2 separate regions of the Homo sapiens genome follow, and region 1 is linked to region 2. Evidence: chromatin loops called from intact Hi-C (ENCODE). Cell type or tissue: PC-3. All regions are shown on one strand. Each heading gives the region's core, and the rest is flanking DNA. Links, peaks and the distances in the headings are about the cores only. Region 1 holds the start of USP54 (ubiquitin specific peptidase 54). Region 2 overlaps USP54 (ubiquitin specific peptidase 54).

The links. Hi-C counts contacts between places; a loop is a spot of excess contacts. Peaks named below come from ENCODE experiments on the same cell type or tissue, not always from the same donor. Only the 100,000 strongest peaks of a DNase experiment are listed, where the experiment ranks them.
Region 1: a loop joins it to region 2, with 3 times the contacts of the local background. A loop is called at or near these places in 8 of 110 quality-filtered maps.

Annotation. Positions count from the first base shown.
Region 1 is chr10:73,585,332-73,597,590 of GRCh38, forward strand. It overlaps USP54 (ubiquitin specific peptidase 54), which reads right to left and starts at 6,011. Exons shown (of 24, transcript NM_001391956.1): 1 at 5,947-6,011. RefSeq lists an enhancer at 6,294-7,044. In PC-3, for the core only: CTCF peaks have their summits at 7,218 and 7,423; DNase peaks (open chromatin) are centred at 4,400, 6,130 and 6,770; H3K4me3 peaks cover 1,509 bases; H3K27ac peaks cover 2,435 bases.
Region 2 is chr10:73,522,979-73,535,237 of GRCh38, forward strand. It overlaps USP54 (ubiquitin specific peptidase 54), which reads right to left. Exons shown (of 24, transcript NM_001391956.1): 12 at 11,622-11,792; 13 at 7,726-7,857; 14 at 7,165-7,545; 15 at 6,702-6,933; 16 at 3,669-3,802; 17 at 605-772. It also overlaps the pseudogene RNU6-883P. Among named protein-coding and RNA genes, the nearest start is that of PPP3CB, 33 kb to the left of the region's middle. RefSeq lists an enhancer at 6,453-6,747 and a silencer at 6,604-6,703. In PC-3, for the core only: a CTCF peak has its summit at 6,549 (motif pointing right); a DNase peak (open chromatin) is centred at 6,583.

The DNA of each region.
Region 1 (12,259 bases), core at 2,848-10,847, 63 kb after region 2:
GAAAAGAAGTTAATCAGCTAATGGTTCTGCACTGTGTATGGGAAGCATGGCACCAGCATCTGCTCAGCTTCTGGCAAGGCCTCAGGGAGCTTACGATCATGACAGACCGCAAAGGGAAGCCCAGGTGTCACATGGCGAGAGAGACAAGGGAGAGGTCTCAGGCTCTCTTAAACAACCAGATCTTGTGTGAATTAACTGAGTGAGAACTCACTCATCACTGAGCTATTCATGAGGGATCCACCCCCATGATCTAATACCTTCCACTAGGCCCCAACATTGGGGATCACATTTCAGCATTAGATTTGAGGGAACAAACATCCAAATCATATCACTGAATCATGTTCATGATTGTGATTTTTATGCTGCATATTTTTGATATTCACATATTCTGCCAATAAAATTAATTCCTGGCCAGGCACAGTGGCTCACACCTGTAATCCCAGCATTTTAGGAGGCTGAGGTGGGCAGATCACGAGGTCAAGAGATCAAGATCATCCTGGCCAACATGGTGAAACCCCGTCTCTACTAAAAATACAAAAATTAGCTGGGCGTGGTGGCGCGTGCCTGTAGTCCCAGGAGGCTGAGGCAGGAGAATCTTGAACCCGGGAGGCAGAGGTTGCAGTGAGCCAAGATCGCACCACTGCACTCTAGCCTGGTGACAGAGCAAGACTCCAGCTCAAAGAAAAAAAAAATTAATTCCTAATTATAAGATAGAATTAAATATGTCTGGCACCAGCGTAAAGTTTGAGAATCACCGGACCTTACCACCATTTCCAGCTTCATCTACTCATTCACTCACTGATCAAACATTTCATTGATCATCCATTATGTGCCTCTCACTCATCCTCCACTCCAAGTACACTAGACTCCTTTCTTTATAACAAATATACCCTGTCCTTTACTTTCTCATTGTCTTGACTCTAATATTGCCTCTCTCTGGAATGCCTTTCCTCTCCATTTATTCTTGCTGAAAATCTTAACTATCCTACAAGGAAAAGCCTTCCCAGATCATTCTCTCACCCTCTCACCTTTCCAATCTCCCAATTTATTTCATCCTCCTCTGTGCTCTCAGTGCATGGTGGGGTTTGGATTACAATACTCACATTCTCCCTCATGTTACAGTTATTTGGGTACGTGGACTACATTTTGTCTTAAGGGCATCTTTCTAATTCCACACAGAGGTTGAATATAATAGGCATTGAATCACTGACAGTTTCATTGAAAGAGAAAACTTTTTGTTTGAAGGTACCTAGCCTAGAACAACCAATTCTAACATCCTGATAAATTCTGACTCTCCTTAAAGAAAAGAACTCACAAAATGGCCTTATCTAGCTTGAGATACTGCTGACAACTTTTTCTAATAGTGACTATATAAATGGAAACAATATTTGCTTCTGATTCAAGCTTGAAAATAGAAAGAGATAAGCATCTACAACCATAAAAAGGGCCAAGCTATTTGTTGATTTATGAGCTGGTTATCTTAAACTCTCCAGCGAATAGTTACTCAACTCAAACAATTTCCTGAGGGCTGGACTTTGGCAGCTTCAAACTATTACATCATGTACAACAGAAGAATTGTATGCTGATAAAGGACAAAAAGTCTTATTTTTCCTGCACAAGAACTTAGATAACTGTCATGTATAACAAATTTGTCTAAAATTTGTTAAAAAGTAGTTGGAAAGAAAACAAAAAGGCACGTTTCACTTTGTTATAATTGACAAATTATAAGAACTAAGAAATGACAGCTGCAGGCTACTTAGCCCTTCCTTATAAAGATCTAAAGTTGTATAATTTACTGACTTCTAAAGGAAGCAGCATGGTAGTAGAAAGAACATAGTGGTTAAAAGTATACCCTCTGCAGGCCGGGTGCAGTGGCTCACTCCTGTAATCCCAGCACTTTGGGAGGCTGAGGCAAGTAGATCACAAGGTCAGGAGATCGAGACCATCCTGGCTAACACGGTGAAACCCCGTCTCTACTAAAAAACACAAAAAAATTAGCCGGGTGTGGTGGCGAGCACCTGTGGTCCCAGCTACTCGGGAGGATGAGGCAGGAGAATGGCGTGAACCTGGGAGGCGGAGCTTGCAGTGAGCCGAGACTGCGCCACTGCACTCCAGCCTGGGCAACAGAGCGAGACTCCATCTCAAAAAAAACAAAAAGTGCACCCTCTGCAGGGCCAACAATATTGCAGAACCTCGGGAGGTAACATGCTTTTAGTGGAGATCCAAAGGGTCCCATTCCTAGAGAACATTATGTGAATTATACAACTTGGGGACACAGAGTTAGTGGAATAGAACAGGTCTCAGCTCCACCATCTAACAGCTGTGGCATATTGACCAAGTTATTGAACTAACTCTTAGGTACTTCATCAGAAAAAATGTGACTAATAATAACATCTATCTCATAGGATTGTTATAAGAATTAAATAAAATAATGTAGATACGTATAATTAGCCCAGTGCCTAATATGTGGTAAGTGTGGAATAAATGTTTTGATGATGATTATGGTGAGGATAATGATGATGAAGAATAAGATGAATCTACATTCCAATCCTAGCTCCATCACATTCAGGCCATTTACTACCTATAATAAATGTGATCTGCTGAAAGGATGCAACAAAATAATGTACGCAGAATACTTAGGGCCAGGTACAAAACAGGAATTCCATAAAGAGTAACTGTGATTATGATGACTGACCATCCTCTATATGCATTATCTCTCCCCCATCTCTCTTTCTCTTACAGGCAAACACACACACACATATAACTACTATAAAAATTTCAGGAGATTAAACTATAATTGATAGCATAAATCCCAAGGCCATATAAAAAATGGGGAAAAGTGTATCCTTTTTTTTTTCTTAAATGTATCCTTTGTTGTTGTTGTTTTTTGTTTTTGTTTTTGTTTTTTGAGACGGAGTCTCGCAGTCACCCAGGCTGGAGTACAGTGGCGTGATCTTGGCTCACCGCAACCTCCGCCTCGCAGACTCAAGCAATTCTCCTGTCTCAGCCTCCATCCATAGTGGCTGGGATTACAGGTGTGTGCCACCACGCCCAGCTAATTTTTGTATTTTTAGTAAAGATGGGGTTTCACCATGTTGGCCAGGCTGGTCTCAAACTCCTGACCTCAAGCGATCCGCCCACCTCAGCCTCCCAAAGTGCTGCGATTACAGGCGTGAGCCACCGCGCCCAGCCTGGGAAAAATGTATTCTAAAACCAGTGCATTCTCAATACAATTCACCCAGACTATTGCAGAAACTTTCTAACTATTCTTTCCTCTCTAATCCCATCTATACAATATTGCAAAAGCAAACTGATGAATCACAATTAGCTTAGAAAACTTCAGTGACAAAATACAGCCAAAACTCTGGCTTTGAATGGCCTTCCACAATCTTATCCCCTGCACATTTCCAACCTCATCTACCCTTAAAACATACAAAAAGATTTGTTCTGTGCACATGCCCAGTTACTTTGTTTTTTGTATTTCTCAATCAACGAATGCTCCTCCCATCTTCCCAGTCCTACCTAATACTAGCAATCTTTTCCACTGAGCAAACCTATTTGAAGAAGTCATACCACTGGCTACTTACAGTGATAGGAACTACTAATAGTCATACATCAGCAGGAAGGAGCAGTCATTTACATTAATTCATTTCCCAAATGATTGTCTTTTTAAATACCTCTCCACACCAACTGGGACTTCTCTCTCCCTCCCAGGAACATCATGAATCAATATTTAACCAGTATATCAATACTTTATTAGAATACAAGGTAGAAAGTTACATTGCCTTACACTCAACAAATGCTCATTCCTTGTTAAACAAATAAATGAAGAACTAAGTTTCATGAGACCAATCAAACTCACATTTTTCCGTTTAGAGATAACTCAGTTACAGGCATAACCAAACAGCTCTTTAGCTTGTCCCTGAATCTCCTGCCAAAATCATATCGCATCTAAATCATACCTTGCGCTTCCAAAAGGTCTACAGAAGAAAGATACTCTATTTTATGGTCAGTAGGACAAACGAAATGTTCTTTCTAAACCCTACTGCCAATAGTAGCAAACTAGTAATAGCAGTGGTTAAAGGAACAAAAATCAATAGCAATTTATTAGGCCCCTGGATAGCAAAACAATGAGTTCCAGAAAGTTACCCTATATAATAACCTTCTGATTTAATCATTTAGAACCAGAGATTTTTATCCCGAATTTTATGAATCACTAAGACTTTTTAAACACTTGATTCCATCAATGCATTATTTATTAATCATTATAAATATACCCGTACTCAAATTATTTCAGTACAAACAATAATGAAAGTATGACAGTGCTATCAACAAGAGGAAAAAAGGAGGGGAAGCAAACTGACAGCACTGGCTTGACTCATTTCTGTTGGGAGAACACTGGTACTGAATGGCACAAGCAACTCCAGTGTGAGAGAGCAAGCACATGACTGACTGGGAGGGCGACAGAGGATACCAAAGAAAGGAGAATATCTATAAAGAAGATTTCCTCTGTAGGGGCAGGAGGTGAAGGGATGAGAAGGAATGAAATCTACTCTAACAGCCTTTACAATACTCAAATGAAAACATGCTACCAGACTTCACACTTTGAGCCAGTTCACATCCTAGCTCTACCACTTACAATTGAGTGACCTTCAGCAGATTACTTATCCTCTTTCATCAGGTGTAAAATTATAATAATGGTAGCCCACTTAGTGAATACAAACTACATGTTTGGCACTGCGCTAGGCACTGGACACATGGTATATCCTCTAATTCTCACAATTAACCTGCCAAATAGTGATTATTTTTCTCACTTTGCAGGAAAGAAAACCCATGTTCTTTCTACCTATGTATAGCCGCTTTGTAGAGGGACAATACTACTACCTGGCCAGGTTGTACTGGGAATTAGAAGTAAATGCAAAGCACTTAGCAAGGACCCAGCACTTACCTCATATTAGGAGCTCAAGAAATCATTACTGTACGAATACAACCATCATTTGAATAAGTGCCTCAACTGAACAGCAATGAAATCCCAGAAACAAGTTTCCTCTCACATCATCTACCATAAAGATGACTTCTAACTAGCAGTAGTTTGGGAGAATCCAAAGCTCATCACTTATAACTGCTTGAAATACCAAAGTATCAACCATCCAGTATCCAAAAAAAAATTTTTTTTTAATACACACACAAATATTCTTAGAAGCTCAAAACACAAAACGCAAGGAAATAGCCCATTATGAAAGTGATATTTGACTCAATCTAAATATCAAATATTAAATATTTTACTTTCAAAAGGATCATAGGCCTCATGCCTCAAGGAAGCAGGTGCTAATGAACAAATTTATCTAACTTCCCAAAAATCATTCCCAGAAGCATCTGTTAACCTGAAGTACTTGGCAAACCATCTCTTAGAATTGACAACATATTGCCAAAATCTTAGTGGATTTTGCCAACACTATTCTGCTGATAGGAAAAAAGAATCATTCAGCTACTTTCCAATTTAGCCACAAAATAGGCTCTTTTTTCTTCATTACTACTTTAACCAGTATGTTAATACTGAAAATAGGTATAAAGAAATCACAAATAACCTTCTTCTGTTTGAAGGAAATTTAAAATACTAAATCCACAATTCTTGCCTTTAATTCTAAGGAACTCAAGAAAATCTATGAATTTTTTTTTTTTGGAAAAAATATGAAATCTCCAAAATCTAATAATTGTAACAGAGAGGAGGGGGAAAGAGCACAAACAACAGCTTGAAAGATGCCTCTTGAAAGTTGAGAGTCCTAAAATCTCAATTTCAAAGTTTAATCTACTGCTATTAAAAGAAATAGCTTATTAATCAGTGCTTGGGAATATTTTTTTTAAAAGAAAGAAAACTTCACAAAAACTAACCGGTTCCTGAATCTTCTATCTATCTGTTTTTACCACAACAACTACAATACTTACCAGACAGCACAGTCAACCTCCAGCAAAAGACCTCTAATCACGAGGGTATCTGTGGGGCAAGTGATACAAGAATGGGGAGGGATATGGGAATAGCTAGAGCTGTGGGGAGGGAAGGCTAGGAGGGAGGAGACGACTGTAGCTAGCAACAATGAGAAACTGTGAATCTAAACCACAAGGACTTCCCGCAGAACAGGATATCAGAGAGAAGGCAATTCTTTTTACCAACTACCAGGAACTCAGCACTGACAATTCATGACAAAGTTAAAAAGGTGGAGCTTCCAATTAAAAACAAAGTAAACTTAAGAAACTAACCAAAAGTAACTTGAAAGGACGTTATCACAAACTTCACCTGAGGCTTAAGAAAAACAATTATGAAGCTGTTTCCTGGGGCATTCCTGATGACAAAGGTCATTAAACAATAAGGTTTGCAGGGTGGCTGCTGCTTCCAAAGAAGGGCCAGTCCCCCACAAAAAAATTCCTTTGCACTGCAGTCAAAAGGAGCACGAGAAGACAACATTTTTGTAGTTGTTTACAGAATAATCAAAACAATGTTATTGTTGGAATCCCTAATTCAGAATTCCAAGACTGGGCTTAAATTAAATCAAATCATTTTAATAGGCAAAACTCCTCCAACTGTCTTAAACGAGCCACACTATTAAAGAAAATTATTATTTAAACTGAGCCATTGGAATCTACTGAGTCAATTTTAAAATGCTTGGGATCTAAGGGTTCTCAACCCCAAAGTCCACAACAGGGAAAGATCTCCACCCCTCTCTCGGGGAAGAGACCTAGTTACATCACCAAGAACAAACAGCAGGCAGAGTCCCACCCCCAAACATGTGATCAGTCAACCGAGAACTTGCATTTGCAGGCAGGGCACAAAGGCCCCAGAGGACCAACACACACCCTTCTATGTATTACCTGAGGTTATAAAACAGTTTTATTGAAAGAAGTTGTTTTATAAGCATACTGATGAAAAAAACTCATCAGCAGAATCCTTGCCAAATATGAAGGTCTGTTGTGTTTCTATAGGTTGAGAGAAAATATACGAGTTGACTAAAAAAAAGATGTAATTAAGATTTATTGGTAAAATTTAACAAACATGGGCAATGTCCAAAACTAATTAAGCTCTTACATTTTAACAATACAGTATATTAAATTGAAGTAGTCCTTTGGCCACAAGGAAAGTGCCACAAAAAAAAAAAAAAAAAAAAAGATACTGTTGCTTTTCTTGTTAACCATTAGCATTCTAACTCAGGTCTCCTAGTGGTGCTAGGTGGAGGAGGAGGTAGTAATGCCATTTCAAAGTGTGAAACACAAAATTTCTACTGATAAGTGCTGACTGCAAATAAAGACATACAAACATCAAGACCAAGCTCTTCAATCAAGTCATTAAAATATAGGTATATATTCATTGTGAAACTAATCAAATAAAACTAGAGTACTGGGACAGAGTTACAGAGCTTCAACCCTGATTACAACTAGACAACATTACTTTTCATGTCTCATCCAGGTAAGGGAAGTGATCCACAGGGAAATCTCACTCTAATAGATTGTAATCTCTCCAGAGGCCCCTCAGAAAACACCTCCCATAAAACTCTGCTATGATACTCACATTCTGCCTTGCATAAGTTATTTTCAGACATTTCTTATTCCCTCTTCAAGACTGCACAAGAGGTTCTGTGCCAAATAGAAAGAGAACCCTGTATCAACCACTGGGCTTCGCCATTCAAAATAAATTGGGTAACTACAAGTTTTTGTTAGGTGAGTGTCAAACTGCCTGTAGAAAAGGTTTTATAGGCCGGGTGCAGGGGCTCACGCCTGTAATCCCAGCATTTTGGGAGGCCATTGCGGGAGGATCATTTGAGCCCAGGAGTTCAAGACCAGCCTGGGCAACACAGGGAGGCCCCTTCTCTACAAAAAAAAAAAAGAAAGAAAGAAAGTTTTTAATTAGCCTGGTGTGGTGGCACGCACCTCTCTGGTCCCAGTTACTCCAGGCTGAGGTGGGAGGATCCCTTGAGCCCAGGAGGTCAAGGCCCCAGTGAGCAGTGATTGTGTCGCTGCACTCCAGTCTGGGCCACAGAGCAAGACCCTGTCTCAAAAAAAAAAAAAAAAAAGGAAAAATAAAAATAGAAAGAAAAGGTTTTGGGTACATGATTGCTAACTACGTCAAGAGGGAGAGTGATACATAGTGTTTCAGATTATTATTTTTTAAAATAGGGTTTTAGTTTAAATGTTCAGGTATTCTAAAGTTGGATGACTAGTTACAACAGTACTTTGTAAAACTGTGCTTCAACAAAACTTAACAAGTCATATTTTTCAAGTACTTTGCAGGGAATATGTAACACCACAATAGGTCCACCTTAGACCAGAATAGACAAAGGTCTCTGAAAAAATATAAATATTATTAGCAAGGAGAAACAATATTTAGGATTTGAGTAAATCAATCAAGAAAAATCCTTGGAGGGTAGTGGGGAGGGTAATGGAAAAGCACAGGCTGAAAAGTCCTATTTGGTCACATTCCGTAGCTTTTCATTATTGGTTTCTACTAGCAAATAGAGTAAGGTACAACAGAATGTTCAATGCATTGAAAGAACATTTTGCTTCTCTTAAAAGTCATAAAAGAGAAACAGAGGATTTCTCTAAGAAAAACCAAAATAACTCCCTCTGGAGTAACCCCAAAGTCAAACCATCATTGTCTTTTATTTCTGAGATGCTAATGATAATGCTGATGTCGGCAGTAAAGGCAGGAACTGAGTGGCTCCGCAGTAGGAACACGAGATTGGAAAATAAAAGACTCTTTTTTTTTTTGAGTCCAAGTCTTGCTCTGTCACCCAGGCTGGAGTGCAGTGACACGATCTCGGTTCACTGCAACCTCCACTTCCCAGGTTCAAGTGATTCTCCTGCTTCAGCCTCTTCAGTAGCTGGGATTACAGGTAGGTGCCACTACACCCAGCTAGTTTTTGTATTTTTAGTAGAGATGGGGCTTCACCATGTTGGCCAGACTGGTCTCGAACTCCTGACCTCAAGTGATCCACCTGACTCAGCCTCTCAAAGTGCTGGGATTACAGGTGTGAGCCACTGTGCCCAGCCAATAAAAGACTCTAGATTTTAGAATGTAGTGACAAAATTTGGGAACTTTTTAAGAGACAGGTTCTTCCTCTGTTGCCCAGGCTGGATGCAGTGGTGTGATCACAGCTCACTGAACCCTCAAATTCCTGGGTTCATGCAATCTTCTACCCTCAGCCTCCCGAGTAGCTGGGACTACAGGTGTGTACAACCAGACCCAGCTAATTTTTTAAAGATTTTTGGAGACAGGGTCTTAGTATGTTACCTAGGCTGAGACTTTTAAATAAACTGGAGGATTGGGGTGGGGAGGGGTGGGGAAGAGACTGCTTTATATCAAATGAAAGCCTTTATCATTTGATCCTGGGGAGAGGGGAAGCTTAATTCAGAGCTGTTAAACTGGAGTTCTAGCAAACAAAAATTAGAGACGGACTTGATCTTAGCTAATAAGGAACCTAAGAGAAAATATTCTAGCCTTTGACTCTAGGTTGTAAGGAAGAATATACCATGAAGTAGATGAAAAACAGGGAAAACTACATAACTAATTTGAGTCTAGTGGGTTTTTTTTTAACTTTTTTTTTTTAATCTTGGTTTTGTTTGAAGACAGAGTCTCACTCTGTCACCCAGGCTGGAGTATAGTGCCATAATCTCAGCTCACTGCAATCTCTGCCTCCCGGGTTCAAGTGATTCTCCTACCTCAGCCTCCAGAGTAGCTGGGATTACAGGTGCACACCACCACACCTGGCTAATTTTTGTATTTTGAGTAGAGATGGAGTTTCACCATGTTGGCGAGGCTGGTCTCAAACTCCTGACCTCAGGTGATCCACCCACCTCAGCCTCCCAAAGTGCTGGGATTACAGGCGTGAGCCACCAAGCCCCACTGGTGTTTTCTTTTAAAGACAGAGTCTCACTATGTTGCCCAGGCTGGAGTGCAGTGGCTAGTCACAGGTGCAATCCCTGTGCAATCAGAGGTGACTCTAGTTTTTATTCTGAGATTTATTCACAATGTTGGCAGAGCATGTGTACCTTAAAGAGCTGGTTGTTTCACTCAAGTATGCATTACTGAGAAGAGGAATATTGCAGAAAGGGTAGAGGGAAGAGAAAAAAACTGATCCAAAGAATACATTTTGGAGAAACTTTGGCTGTTAATCACAGACCTGAGCAGCAAAATCATACAAGAAATCTCTATATTTCTCATATAAATGGACTCTAAAGAAGAGAGGGAGATAGGGGCCACACATTTGGGCTTCTAATTATAGCATCATTATTGTTTAAATTCATTTATTTAACTATATCTTGCATAATTCTAAAAAGTATATCAAATAGCATTATGTCATTATGAACATTAACCACCCTGTCTATAGAACAAGGGTTTTTAAAAGTCTTGGACTGGACTTAAAGCTCCTAGAAAGCAAGAAGAGTATGAAAATCCCTCTCAAGCACACCAAAGAATTACCTAAATGCTAGTCTTACAGAAAGTAATCAGCCGGGCGCGGTGGCTCACGCCTGTAATCCCAACACTTTGAGAGGCCAAGGCAGGCGGATCTCTTGAGGTTAGGATTTTGAGACCAGCCTGGCCAACATGGTGAAAAACCCGTCTTGACTAAAAATACAACAATTAGCTGGGCATGGTGGCGTGTGCCTGTAATCCCAGCTACTCAGGAGGTTGAGGCAGGAGAATCGCTTGAACCCAGGAGGCGGAGGTTGCAGTGAGCTGAGATGGTGCCACCGCACTCCAGCCTGGGCAACAGAGCCAAGACTCCATCTCAAAAAAAAAAAACAAAACAAAAAAAACAGGCCGGGTGCAGTGGCTCACGCCTATAATCCCATCACTTTGGGAGGCCAAGGTGGACAGATCATTTGAGGTCAGGAGTTCAAGACCAGCCTGACCAACATGGTGAAACCCCATCTCTACTAAAAATACAAAAATTAGGCTGGGCACGGTGGCTCACACCTGTAATCCCAGCAGTTTGGGAGGCCGAGGCGGGCAGATCACAAGGTCAGGAGATCAAGACCATCCTGGCTAACATAGTGAAACCCTGTCTCTACTAAAAATACAAAAAAAATTAGCCAGGCGTAGTGGCGGGCGCCTGTAGTCCCAGCTACTCGGGAGGCTGAGGCAGGAGAATGGTGTGAACCCGAGAGGCGGAGCTTGCAGTGAGCCGAGATCGCACCACTGCACTCCAGCCTGGGTGACAGAGTGAGACTCTGTCTCAAAAAAAAAATCAGCCAGGCAGTAGTGGTACGCGCCTGTAATCCCAGCTACTCAGGAGGCTGGGGCAGGAGAATCACTTGAGCCTGGGAGGTGGAGGTTGCAGTGAGCTGAGATCAGGCCATCGCACTCCAGTCTGAGTTGGACAGAGTGAGATCCTGTCTCAAAAAAAAAAAAAAAAAAAAAGGAATAAAGGGTTTCTCAGTGTTTATGTTCAAGTAACTTTATTTTACTTAATAATATTCCCAAATGCAAGAGTAGTGATACTGGCAATTTAACAGGCCATAGAGAAGCCATAAGGTGCTTCCTTTAAGTGAAAAAGTGAAAGTTATCGACTTAATAAGGAAAGAAAAAGAATCATACACTAAAGCTGCTAAGGTCTACCATAAGAACAAATCCATGCATGACATTGTGAAGAAGGAAAGGAAATTCATGCTAGTTTTACTGTCACACCTCAAACTGCAAAAAGTCATGGCCATAGTTCATGGTAAGTGAAACCACCTTTGCAAAAATTATAACTGAGAAAATTATTACAGTGAAAGAGATCTGACTTACTTGACTCCCTGTTGCTTCTAACTTCCAAGCTGTCCTTGTTCATTCCTGGACATAAAGCGAACTAACTTTGGGAGGAACTTATAGTTTAACTTTGAAACAAAGACAAAAACACAGCCCTTTCCCAGAACAAACCCTCTTCTTGCCTGGGGACTAGACTGCCTTTGCAGGACTAACAAATTGCTACAAGATTAGAAATTATGCTTTAGGAATCATGCAGCTAAAGGCCCCAAGGTTCTACACCTCCCTAACTGCTCCTAGGGATAACATCACTAATGTAAAACCTAAGATTGGTGCTCAAGATATTTTTCAAACCCTGAACTCAATGGATCACCTGGCACCATCCAGATTAATAAACTGTCTCATCTGGTCTTGTGGTCCTACCCAGGAACTGACTCAGTGTAAAAGGACAGCTTTGACTCCCTGTGATTTCATTGCTGACCTAAGCAATCAACACTCCCCACTCTCTGGCCCTCTAACCAC
Region 2 (12,259 bases), core at 2,140-10,139:
AGATACTTCAGCTTGGCTGAACTATTTTGAAGGCTAGTCTCTTTTGGTACAAAGTGACATCCTAAAAAAATTCTAGGAAGAAAAAAAGTCTAACATGGGGCAGTTGTGGAAGTAAAGTCCATGCAAATTGTTTGAGGTTACAGAATCAATTGTCATGGTATCAAAAGTAAACTGGCTTTGTTCTTGCTCCTGTTTGGCAGATCCACTTCCCTGATGCTCCAGGTGGAATATTTCATGGGTATGTTTCTTCCCAGCAAGTAGAATTCCCCTCACTGTCAGTGTGGCTCACTGCCATTTTCAGCTATTTCTGACTCAAGGCTAGTTTTATTTACACCTTCAACAGATGTTCATGGGAAACATTATTCATGAACGATATACTATCTCTAATCTATAGGCTTTTAATAGATGTGCCCCAAATCAGTGCCTATCTCCAGTCAATAGTCTTGTCACATCCTACTCTAACTTGTTCTCACTGGAATGGGTGAATTAAGACTTAAAAAATTATTTTGCTAAAGAGAAGACAGGGAACTTACAAGCTTAGATGTTTTTTTCTACCCTTTCTGTCTGTCCCCATCACCCACAACCTAATGCTCACAACAATTACCCTGATTCTGCAGTTCATCCAAGTCCATGAAGCGGCTAGGATGAGGGTTAAACCCTTTCGCTGCCTCTAACTCCTTCTCCCGTTTTCTTCGAAGTTCCTGTTCCTGCGCCCTCCTGGCCACCTCTTCCTGCAATTCATCCAGTTCACTTTTAGAAGATATCTCCTCACCTGTAATATAAGCAAGGGAGAAGTCACCACATTTCCATTACCAAGACTAAGTACTTGATGAATTTATGACCACTGCAATACTTTCCTTTTGGAATTCTTGCTTTCAATTTGGAGTTTATTTATTTATTATTTATTATTATTATTATTATTATTATTATTATTATTATTATTATTTTGAGACGGAGTCTCACTGTGTTCCCAGGCTGGAGTGCAATGGCGCAATCTTGGCTCACTGCAACCTCCGCCTCCCGGGTTCAAGCGATTCTTCTGCCTCAGCTTCCTGAGTAGCTGGGACTACAGGCACATGCCACCAAGCCCAGCTAATTTTTGTGTTTTTAGTAGAGACGGGGTTTCACCATGTTGGTCAGGCTGGTCTCGAACTCCTGACCTCGTGATCCACCCACCTTGGCCTCCCAAAGTGCTGGGATTACATACAGGTGTGAGCCACTGCGCCTGGCCCAATTTGGAGCTTATATTTTGGATAATGCTTTCCATAATTAGATTCCGGATGGCACTTGGGCCAGGAATAATAATAATAATAACAACAGGCCGGGCATGGTGACTCACGCCTGTAATCCCAGCACTCTGGGAGGCCAAGGCGGGAGGATCACCTGAGGTCAGGAGTTTGAGACCAGCCTGGCCAACATGGTGAAACCCCGTCTCTACTAAAAATACAAAAATTAGCCAGGTTTGGTGGCAGGCGCCTGTTATCCCAGCTACTCGGGAGGCTGAGGCAGGAGAATCACTTTAACCCGGGAGGTGGAGGTTGCAGTGAGCCAAGATCGCGCCATTGCACTCCAGCCTGGGAGACAAGAGCAAGACTTCGTCTCAAAATAATAATAATAATAACAACAACAACAACAACATTTATGGAGTGCTTCACAACAATAGTATTACGCTGAACATTTGTTCAGCACTTACTATGTGCCAGAAACAGTTTTAAGCATGTTTACATGTATTATTTCATTTAATCATAACAACAACTTATGAGGTAGATACTATTACCCCCATTTTAGGAATGAGGAAACTGAGTCACAGGAGGATAAATAATTTGCCCAAGGTAAACCAAATGGGAAATAATGGAGCTAAATTAAAGTCAAGTAGGTTAAATTCATAATCATGCTCTAATCATTAGAGAACACTTTCTACCAGGTGCTGTCACTGACTGACTGGGGAGCTTCAAGAATGTCATTTTCTCACCCTTAATTTCCACCACCTCTTTGAATTTGTAAAATGTCCACAGCAGTATAAGTCCAATTTTATAAACCTTTCTAGATGGATCTAAATAGATCCAGAAGGATGTCCATAATAAATTAAGTGAAAAATTGAGAGAATAACATGCATAGTATGACTTCATCTTTTTAAAAATGGTGCTTACCTATATATATATGTACATAAACTTATCTATGTACTTGTGTAAGCATAGAAAAAGACAGAAAGATATATACCGCAATGGTAACACTGGCTCCTTCAATTTCAGGAGGCAAAGGGCAGATTATTGAATTACTGGACTTGATTTACCCCTGTAGTTTTTTAAAGGAGTATGCAAAGTTACCATATAAGAATGTTTGTTCTGTGTCTTAATAAAATGGTTAGATCAAATTGTGGCGCATAAATAGGGCTTATTATACAAACAGGATGGTGGGGTGATATGGTGTGTGAAGAATCTTGTCATAACTCCTTGCTAATTATCTTTTACCAGTTGAAGAACGCTGTTGGTGAATTCTATCCAACTGGTCCAGAATTGAGGACTATTCAGGAGATCATGAGACTCAGTCATTAGTGTAATTAAAAAAATGCTGGCTATCTGAAGAGAAGGGAGAATAGTCTCATGCACGATTCACAAGTTTCTTGAAACAATGTTATTCAACATGAAATAAATTAAAATGTGGGGAATAAATCAAATGTATAATTACAATGGGAAGCCCAAATGTCTTCCACGTGTCTCTAACTATAACTTACTAGAGCCCAGGATTCCAGAGATATCTGCCTCTATAGGCATTGTTCTGCTCTGCCAGATGTCCACAACCTTTAGTATACATACCTAAAAGGGTTCATGCCTTTTTACTACTGCTGCTGCAGGCCTTTCTTCCTGCTACCTCTAAGAATTGTCAGTAACTATCAAGAGAATTGGTAGTAAGACTAAGATATTTAGCCAGGGGTAAGGATAAATTTGAATTGCTTATTTCCAAGTTTTGCAAATAGCCACATGTACCCCTTTGGTATGTCAATTCATAATACTAAACAATAAGAAATCCATTTCCCAAGAGGCTGTCCCTAATCCAAGGAAAGCCCTAGGATTTATTCTTCTGAAGAATGGGGATGTTAGTAACACTGTTCACCATATTTCTGTCCCTTCTTGCTCCCACAAGGGCTCCCTCCAGGTAGAAAGAAATATTCATGCAGGCTGTGATGGAGAACAAAAAATAGATAAATCCAAAGATGGAGCAACTGAAATGACTCTACATTTACATTCTGATGGAATACTCAAACTGTAACTGTCCTCTTTTTTTTTGAAATGGAGTCTCACTCTGTCGCCCAGGCTGGAGTGCAGTGGCACGATCTTGGCTCACTGCAACCTCCGCCTCCCAGGTTCAAGCAATTCTCCTGCCTCAGCCTCCCGAGCAGCTGGGACTACAGGTGCACGCCGCTACGCTGGTTAATTTTTTGTATTTTAGTAGAGACGGGGTTTCACCATGTTGCCCAGGCTGGTCACGAACTCCTGAGCTCAGGCAATCTGCCTGCCTCGGCCTCCCAAAGTGCTGGGATTACAGGTGTGAGCCACCGCGCCCGGCCTGTAACTGTCCTCTAATTTCAAATGTGCTCAGGTAAGTCTGGTCCCCAGACAAAACTGCCGGTCAAATCCAGTCCTCAAATTCAGTGTCATTCTGCTTACCAGAGAAAGGCTGACTCTTTGTCCAGCCACCCATGGATGCTGTGGAGTCTACCTCCAGGATGCTACTGCTGTGCGACTTTGGGATATGACGCCAGGAAGGAACCAACCCAGCTGATCTCTTAGCACTTGGATCCCTTCAAAAGAGAACTCAGAGTCTAGTGAAAGCATGAAAGCAGGTTATAGCAACATTCCTAGGACTAAATCTCTCTCTCAAAAAAAAAAAATCAAACTACACAATTAGAGCTTCTGCTAAACTACTTCTGAAGAATTGAAATATCCACTCATTCTCCTATCTAACCTCATCTCACCTCATTCACAACTTGTGCATCTAGCACAGTATCTGGTACATAATACATATTCAAAATCTGTTGAATGTACTAATGAACATATTGGTTTCATATTTATTTCCTTCTTTCTTACTAAACCTTTGTAGCATCTTCTCATAAGTAAAACTCAACAGGATCCTGTGGACAGGGAAGAACATTGACAGAGTATGAACATGTGGTTATCACCTTTGTAGAAGATATAATCATGCTTTTCAAAGCAGCTCTACTATTAGAAAAATTGCCTTGGCCAGGTACAGTGGCTCATGCCTGTAATCCCAGCACTTTGGGAGGCTGAGGCAGGCGGATCATGAGATCAAGAGATCAAGACCATCCTGGCCAACATGGTGAAACCCCATCTCTACTAAAATTACAAAAATTAGCTGGGTGTGGTGGTGGGCGCCTGTAGTGCCAGCTACTAGGGAGGCTGAGGCAGGAGAATCGCTTGAACCCAGGAGGCAGAGGTTGCAGTGAGCCGAGATCGTGCCATTGCACTCCAGCCTGGTGACAGAGCGAGACACTCCATCTCAAAAAAAAAAAAAAAAAAAAGAAAACAGAAAAATTGCCTCTGTGGCAACTCAGTAAAAATAATGTATGGAGATTTGAAAGTTATAAAGCAAACTGAGCCCTATGGGCAGGGTACAATGAGTGCTAATAAACTGTCATCATTATTATGAATATTATTAGCATTATAAAACACAAAGTCCCAGTGACCCTAAAACAAATCAAAATAAAAACTATCCCACCATACTGGGTGTGGTGACTCACACCTATAATCTCAGTACTCTGGGAGGCTGAGGTGGGTAAATCACTTGAGCCCAGGAGTTCAAGACAAGCCTGGGCAAAATGATGAAACCCCATCGATACCAAAAAAAAAAAAAAAAAAAAAGCAACGACAACAAAACACTGTCCCAAAATAACATTTGGGCTTCTTCTCTGATTTTAGTATTACATAAGTTTTAATTCACTAATCCATTCTTTTTGAGATGGAGTTTCGCTCTTGTCACCCAGGCTGGAGTGCAGTGACGTGATCTTGGCTCACTGCAAACTCCGCCTCCCGGGTTCAAGTGATTCTCCTGCCTCAGCCTCCAGAGTAGCTGGGACTAGAGGTGCGCGCCACCATGCCCAGCTAATTTTTGTGTTTTTAGTAGAGACGGGGTTTCACCATGTTGGCCAAGATGTTCTCGATCTCCTGACCTTGTGATCCACCCAGCTCGGCCTCCCAAAGTGCTAGGATTACAGGCATGAGCCACCGCGCCTGGCCCACTAATACATTCTTTTTTTGTTTGTTTGTTTTTTTGAGATGGAGTTTCACTCTGTTGCCCAGACTGGAGTGCAATGGCACGATCTTGGCTCACTGCAACGTCCACCTCCTGGGTTCAAGTAATTCTCCTGCCTCAGCCTCCCAAGTAGCTGGGATTACAGGCTCCCACCACCACGCCCGGCTAATTTTTGTTTTTGTATCTTTAGTAGAGACGGGGTTTCACCATGTTGGCCAGGCTGGTCACGAACTTCTGACGTCGTGATCCACCCGCCTCGGCCTCCCAAAGTGCTGGGATTACAAGCGTGAGCTACTGCGGCAGGCCTAGTCCGTTTTTGTTTCTTTTTTTTTTTTTTGAGATGGAGCCTTGCTCTGTCGCCTAGGCTGGAGTTGCCATGGCACGAGCTCGGCTCATTACCACCTCCACCTCCTGGATTCCAGCGATTCTCCTGCCTTAGCCTCCCAAGTAATTGGGATTACAGACGCCCACCACCATGCCTCACTAATTTTTGTGCTAGCCTGGGATTACAGGCGTGAGCCAACATGCCTGACCTAATCTGTTCTTTAATACATTTTTTTACTGTGTATATTTAAGGTATACAACATGATGTTATGAGATACATAGAGACAGTAAAATGGTTACTATAATTGAAGGAAATTAATATACCCATCATCTCATATAGTTACCCATTTTTTTTGTTTTTGTGGCAAGAGGAGTTAAAATCTACTCATTTACCATGAATCTCATATGCAGTACAATTTTATTAATTGTAGTCATGTTTTACATTAGATCCCTAGACTTGTTTATCCTACATATCTGAAAAATACAGAAATCTTCACAAATTTTTGTGCCACCTTTGAGCAGGAGCCATGCTAATCTTCTCTGTATTGTTCCAATTTTAGTATATGTGCTACCAAAGCAAGCACTAAACAATTATTTCATTATCCTTAGCAAACTAAGACAGGAACAGAAAACCAAATACAGCATATTGTCACTTATAAGTGGGAGCTACATGGTGAGGACACATGAACACACAGAGGGGAACAACAGACACAGGCCTATCGGAGGGTGGAGGGTGGGAGGAAAGAAAGGATCAGGAAAAATAATTAGTGAGTACTAGCTTAATATGTGGGTAACAAAATAATCTGTACAATGAACTCCTATGACACAAGTTTATCCTAACAAACCTGCACATATGCCCCCTGAACCTAATTTTTTAAAATTATTTTATACATGATAACTGTATTTCAAATAGAAAGTTCTCTCTCCTTTCTCAAGTGCCTCTGTTCTTCCAGCAGAGGGTGCTGTTGTTATAGGAAGTTGAAAGAGCACATAGAGATAATAGCAAAGGCCATCCCTCCACTTGTCTCAGCCATGCCTGAAAGCCCCAAGTAGGTGGCTCACATTGCTGCAAGAGACAATGTTGCTGTTCAAAGGCCAAACAATACCTGTAGACATTTGAGCTCTCAGGCAGGGCTGCATCCAGGCTGACAGGGCTGCTGCTGTTCCTCTCACTGCTTTCATAGCCAGATTCCATTCGCTGGATTAGTCGGGGGTGCTGCTCTAAAAGGTGAGAGCCTGGCCGTGCTGGGCCCCAGCGCTTGTACTGGGGGCTTGGTCCACCAAATTTAATGTCGTAAGAAGGTGGCTTGCTTGGTTCATCTGGTATAAATTCTTTAGCTATCCCAATCAAAAGACAGGTATGGAAAATGAGGTAGATTTAGCATTTGCCTAAAATCAAGACCTAACTAGCTCCTCCCTCTAGCTACTTATTCACTGAACTCATATCCCTAAAACACCCGACATCAGAGTAAAAGTGCCCCTTGCCAGATGTACCAAAAAACCCAGGTTTTAAAAAGACATAAATCAACTTTATTCAAAAGCCCAATTCTTCCCTAATTATCTCCTCACCTGAATCCTCAGAAAAGGGGCTAAGCTGGGTATAGCCACAGTGCTTCCTTTTGTCCTTACTAAAGATACTGTCAATATTCAGAGATTCTCGTTTGGGTCTCCATGTGGGACGATACTTGCTGGAAGAACTGGATTTTGACTCACTGCTGGTACTCTCTATTTCCCAGTCACGAGAGTGTAAAGGCAGGGTCCTAGGAGGTTTTTTGTCAGGCTGGTCTCCTCCTCTGCCCCTGCAGTGAGAGCCTACATTGGTCTGAGAAGCCAGGGATGGTCTGTTATGGATCATATTGCTGACTGTCTCTTTAAAATCTCTCAGCCTGTTGGTGCTGCTGGATGGTTTGGAGGCATTTCTAGGAGCCTGCTTCTCTTTCAGTGTTTCTCCTAAAAACACAAAGAATGAAAGAAATATAGATGTTTAAAGTGATCATGGATACTAGACCCCAATGTCGAAAAAGCAAAGAAAAGCCCTCTGAACAGAAAGGAGAAGCCAACAGTCTGGAGCATGACAGAAGTTTGATAGAGTGAATGAAGGAGAAAGAGAAGCAGTGCAGAAGGGCTTGCCTTCACTGTGGTATCCCGAGGCCTGGGGCTCATCGCCTTTCCTCCTAACCCGACCAGAGCTCCTCTTGCGCTCTATCAGTGACCCTTTCTTGGATGTGTGTTTCTGATTACATTCACTATCAGTCAGGTGTCCTGAAAAAACAAGGAAATTGGGGTAAGCTGGTATCTGAGACTAACCTCCACCCTCCTGAGAACCTACCTAATCTCCCTTTGGGAGTGCCACAAATTTAGAGTACCCATGGAACAGAAGCTGTAGGGCATAGGCTATCTGATTTCAGTGTAGGAACCTCCCAGTAGATAAATGCAGAGAAGGGCCAGGTGCAGTGACTCACACCTATAATTGCAGCACTTTGGGAGGCTAAGGCGGGCAGATCACTTGAGGCCAGGAGTTCGAGACCAGACTGACCAACATGGCAAAACCCTGTCTCTACTAAAAATACAAAAATTAGTCCGGCATGGTGGCATGTGCCTGTAGTCCCAGCTACTGAGAGGCTAAGGCATTAGAATCACTTGAACCCAGGAGGTTGCAGTGAGCCGAGATCACGCCACTGCACTCCAGCCTGGACGACAGAGCAAGACTGTCTCAAAAAAAAAAAAAAAAGATAAATGCAGAGAAGCTGGGAGCATCCAAATTTACAATGTCTCCTGAGCAATGACCAATCTCAATCCCACTCCTAATCTTCCCCAGTGACCCAGAAGGACTAATGACATGTTTCTAGGTAACTTTTTAAAGGCAAAAGTTTTAAAGATTATATAAAAATGTCAGGTAGCCATATACTTTCACTCTCATAAATTGAAGACAGAGTTTTCCTTTTATTTATTTAGCAACACATATCAAATAAAGTCTGATTTTCAGTACATCTGGTATTATCCTGGATACTCCAGACTTTGCCCACAAGAGGTCTGATTTTATATGGCTTTAAGACCCAGTTCCAAGCTTTCCTTAATTGTGGATCATTTAAAGGGCATTTCAACTTTGATTCTCATTCCTATCCCCAACCCATCTTCACGAAACTTGGCTCCATCCAGAGATTACACTTCATAGTTCCTTAATACTAATCACTGGGAAAACCAGGAGAGCTGGGCTCTTTTATGTAACTTGCCCTGCTTCATGCCCATAGTATGCAAATACATGAGCATGATTTGATGACAGCAAAAGTCAGATTCTAAAGGATATAAGCAACTAAATTGCTAGAAGCCAGAGATGAATTAAGCAGGTAAATTAAGTTTGAAGATATGCTTAGAAAAAAAAAACCTAGGTCAAATGCATGGAGAGCTAACAAAAATTTGTTTTCACATGATAGCATATGAGAATCCTTATGCATATTCAAGTATCACCAGTGTAGTGATATGGATACATATTTTCAATCAGTTGCCCCTTGGAATCTTGTATTGCTTTTATTTGGTCGTTTGCTACCTCTGTGCCCACAAGAAAGATTTAAGAGAGGAGGAAATAACTTGGAACAACTAAGTCTTTTTTTTTTTTTGAGACGGAGTCTCGCTCTGTCACCCAGGCTGGAGTGCAGTGGTGCGATCTCAACTCACTGCAAGCTCCGCCTTCCGGGTTCACGCCATTCTCCTGCCTCAGCCTCCTGAGTAGCTGGGACTACAGACGCCTGCCACCACACCCAGCTAACTTTTTGTATTTTTTTTAGTAGAGACGGGGTTTCACCATGTTAGCCAGGATGGTCTCGATCTCCTGACCTCGTGATCCACCCACCTCGGCCTCCCAAAGTGCTGGGATTACAGGCGTGAGCCACTGTGCCCGGCCGCAACTAAGTCTTACAAATGTTAAACCAATGGGCATGTTCAAACCATTAACACAAATCTGCCTCTACTGGAAAATATGCTTAGTTTATCCTGTGGCTTGGCTTCTCTCTGGTTCACAGCTTCAAAAAGTGGGTCTAAAAAACTCACACCTGACACAATCAATGCAGTAGTCATCAAAAGAAAGCCAGCACAAGTCTGACAAAACCTCTAGGTCCAACTACCAATTTACAAGAAATATAGGACACAGAAACGTGTTAAAGTATACCATAGGAATAAAATCAGCAAAATTCAGAATGTGGGAAATCTACAGGACAAAATACCTAGTTCTAGCAATAAATTGCAAGGAAAAAAAATAGAGGAAAAAACAGTAGATTAAAAGAAATGCAAAGGACTTATCAACTCATCAGAATGCATAGACCTCATTTAGATGCTGAGTCAAACACATAAACCATGAAAATATTATGATACTTATAAGTGGATATGTGAACACTCATTGGTTACCTATCAGTTTTAAGGAATCATCATTATTATTTTTAAGTGTTACAATGCTGGGCTGGGCACGGTGGCTCACGCCTGTAATCCCAGCACTTTGGGAGGCCGAGGTGGGTGGATCACGAGGTCAGGAGATCGAGACCATCCTGGCTAACACGGTGAAACCCCGTCTCTACTAAAAATACAAAAAATTAGCCAGGCGTGGTGGCGGGCGCCTGTGGTCCCAGCTACTCGGGAGGCTGAGGCAGGAGAATGGCATGAACCTGGGAGGTGGAGATTGCAGTGAGCCAAGATCGTGCCACTGCACTCCAGCCTGGGCGACAGAGCGACTCCAACTCAAAAAAAAAAAGGTGTTATAATGCTATGTTTAAAAAGTGATTTCTTATGTTTGAGCAAACATAAGATATATTTATGGAAAATGTGATATAATGCCTGGGATGTGCTTCAAAATAATCCAGGAGTGGGTAAAGGTACAGGTAAAACTAGACTGGCCATGAGTTATAATTACTGAAACTAGGTGATGGGTACATGAATGGGCAGTACACTATTCTATACAGTTTTGAATATCTTTGAAATTCTTGATATTTAAAAAAAAAAAAAGCCCCCACAGCTTATAAACCACCAATCTCAAACAATGAGCTCACAAATTCTCACAGTCCCTAAGAATATGGACACTGTTCTATGCCTTAGGCATTCTATCTCCCAGAATAAACTTTCCATCTCAGCAGTCATTCACTGTTCTTCCCTGTATTGATTTCTTCCTCTGACATGGGCATACTCTCCTACAGATAAACAAAACAATGCAAGAATATTCTCTGCATGGAACTCACAATAACAAATAGGTATCTTTCATTCTTTTGCTTCTCTATCCTTCAGGAAGCTTAGCAAGCTGACATGCAGTTGTCCCTCACCAATCCCATAAATAGGCCCCTTCTATCAAAGCTCTTCACTTAGGACAAAGCCTGGCATGAGAACATGATGATGTGCAAGATCACAGGGGCTTAATGGGATACTACGGGAATCAAGAGTATAGGAGAAGAAAAGCACACTTCAGAATAATCACATCAATAATCACATTACAATCGTCTTTATTGACATGCTGCTATTGACAGGAGTATGTGCAATGGAGCATCACGGTTCATTCAAAACTGTGTTGCTTCTTTGTATCCCATTGAATTGCCCAAATTCTGTGCCATTGTGCCTTTGCGTAACGAACATTTCTGACTTCCCCCAGTTTCTTTCTCCTTTTTTTTTTTTTTGAGACGGAGTCTCGCTCTGTTGCCCAGGCTGGAGTGCAGTGGCACGATCCCAGCTCACTGAAAGCTTCGCCTCCTGGGTTCATGCCATTCTCCTGCCTCAGCCTCCCGAGTAGGTAGGACTACAGGTGCCTGCCACCATGCCCAACTAATTTTTTTTTTGTATTTTTAGTAGAGACGGAGTTTCACCGTGTGTTAGCCAGGATGGTCTCCATCTCCTTACCTCATGATCCACCCACCTTGGCCGCCCGCCTCGGCCTCCCAAAGTGCTGGGATTACAGGTGTGAGCCACTGCGCCTGGCCTCACAGTTTCTTTTTCTTAGGAGATCTATGCAGGAATTGATTCAGGCAAGCAGGACCCTCTGTATAAGTCCCTACCTGTGTCCCGACTGCTCTGAGACATGGAATCATTTTCCACATTATAGATGACTGTCCCCTGAGAATCAGAAGAGAAGTGACTGACCACAGACTCATGGTGGGAATGTTTGTAGGGATAGCTCTCCGTTGAGGAATCTGTTCGAGTGTCACTTGAGATGGAGGGCTCCCTCCCTGAGAGGAGGAGGAAACACATATGCAAAAAGTGAGGAAACAGAACAGTAGCAAAGAGAAGGAAAAGAGATGGACACAACAAAGCTCCATAAGGCAAGAACTTCCTAGACACAAGTGTGAGAAGGATATGCTATACCATCAAGCCATTCTTCCCAACACCCAACTTCCAGATCACCCAGACACATGTAAAATTCCTCCCATCCCTTTCCCTACCCTGCTGAAGCCCTCACTTTGCCTGCCACTGTGAAAAACTGTGAGGGTTTTATAAAACCTATCGGGGGAAAAGCAGAAGTGATGAAAAAGTTGTGAAAAGTAAGATCTATTTAGATGGAAAGTCCCAGGACAACCTGTCATACATAGTCAGTTGTTCTCCTATCCCATAATCTTTCTCCTATACTGCCAAGAATGTCACTTAAATTTTTGAATTGATACCAGATGCATTTTTAATGACTCTGAGAAATTATTGG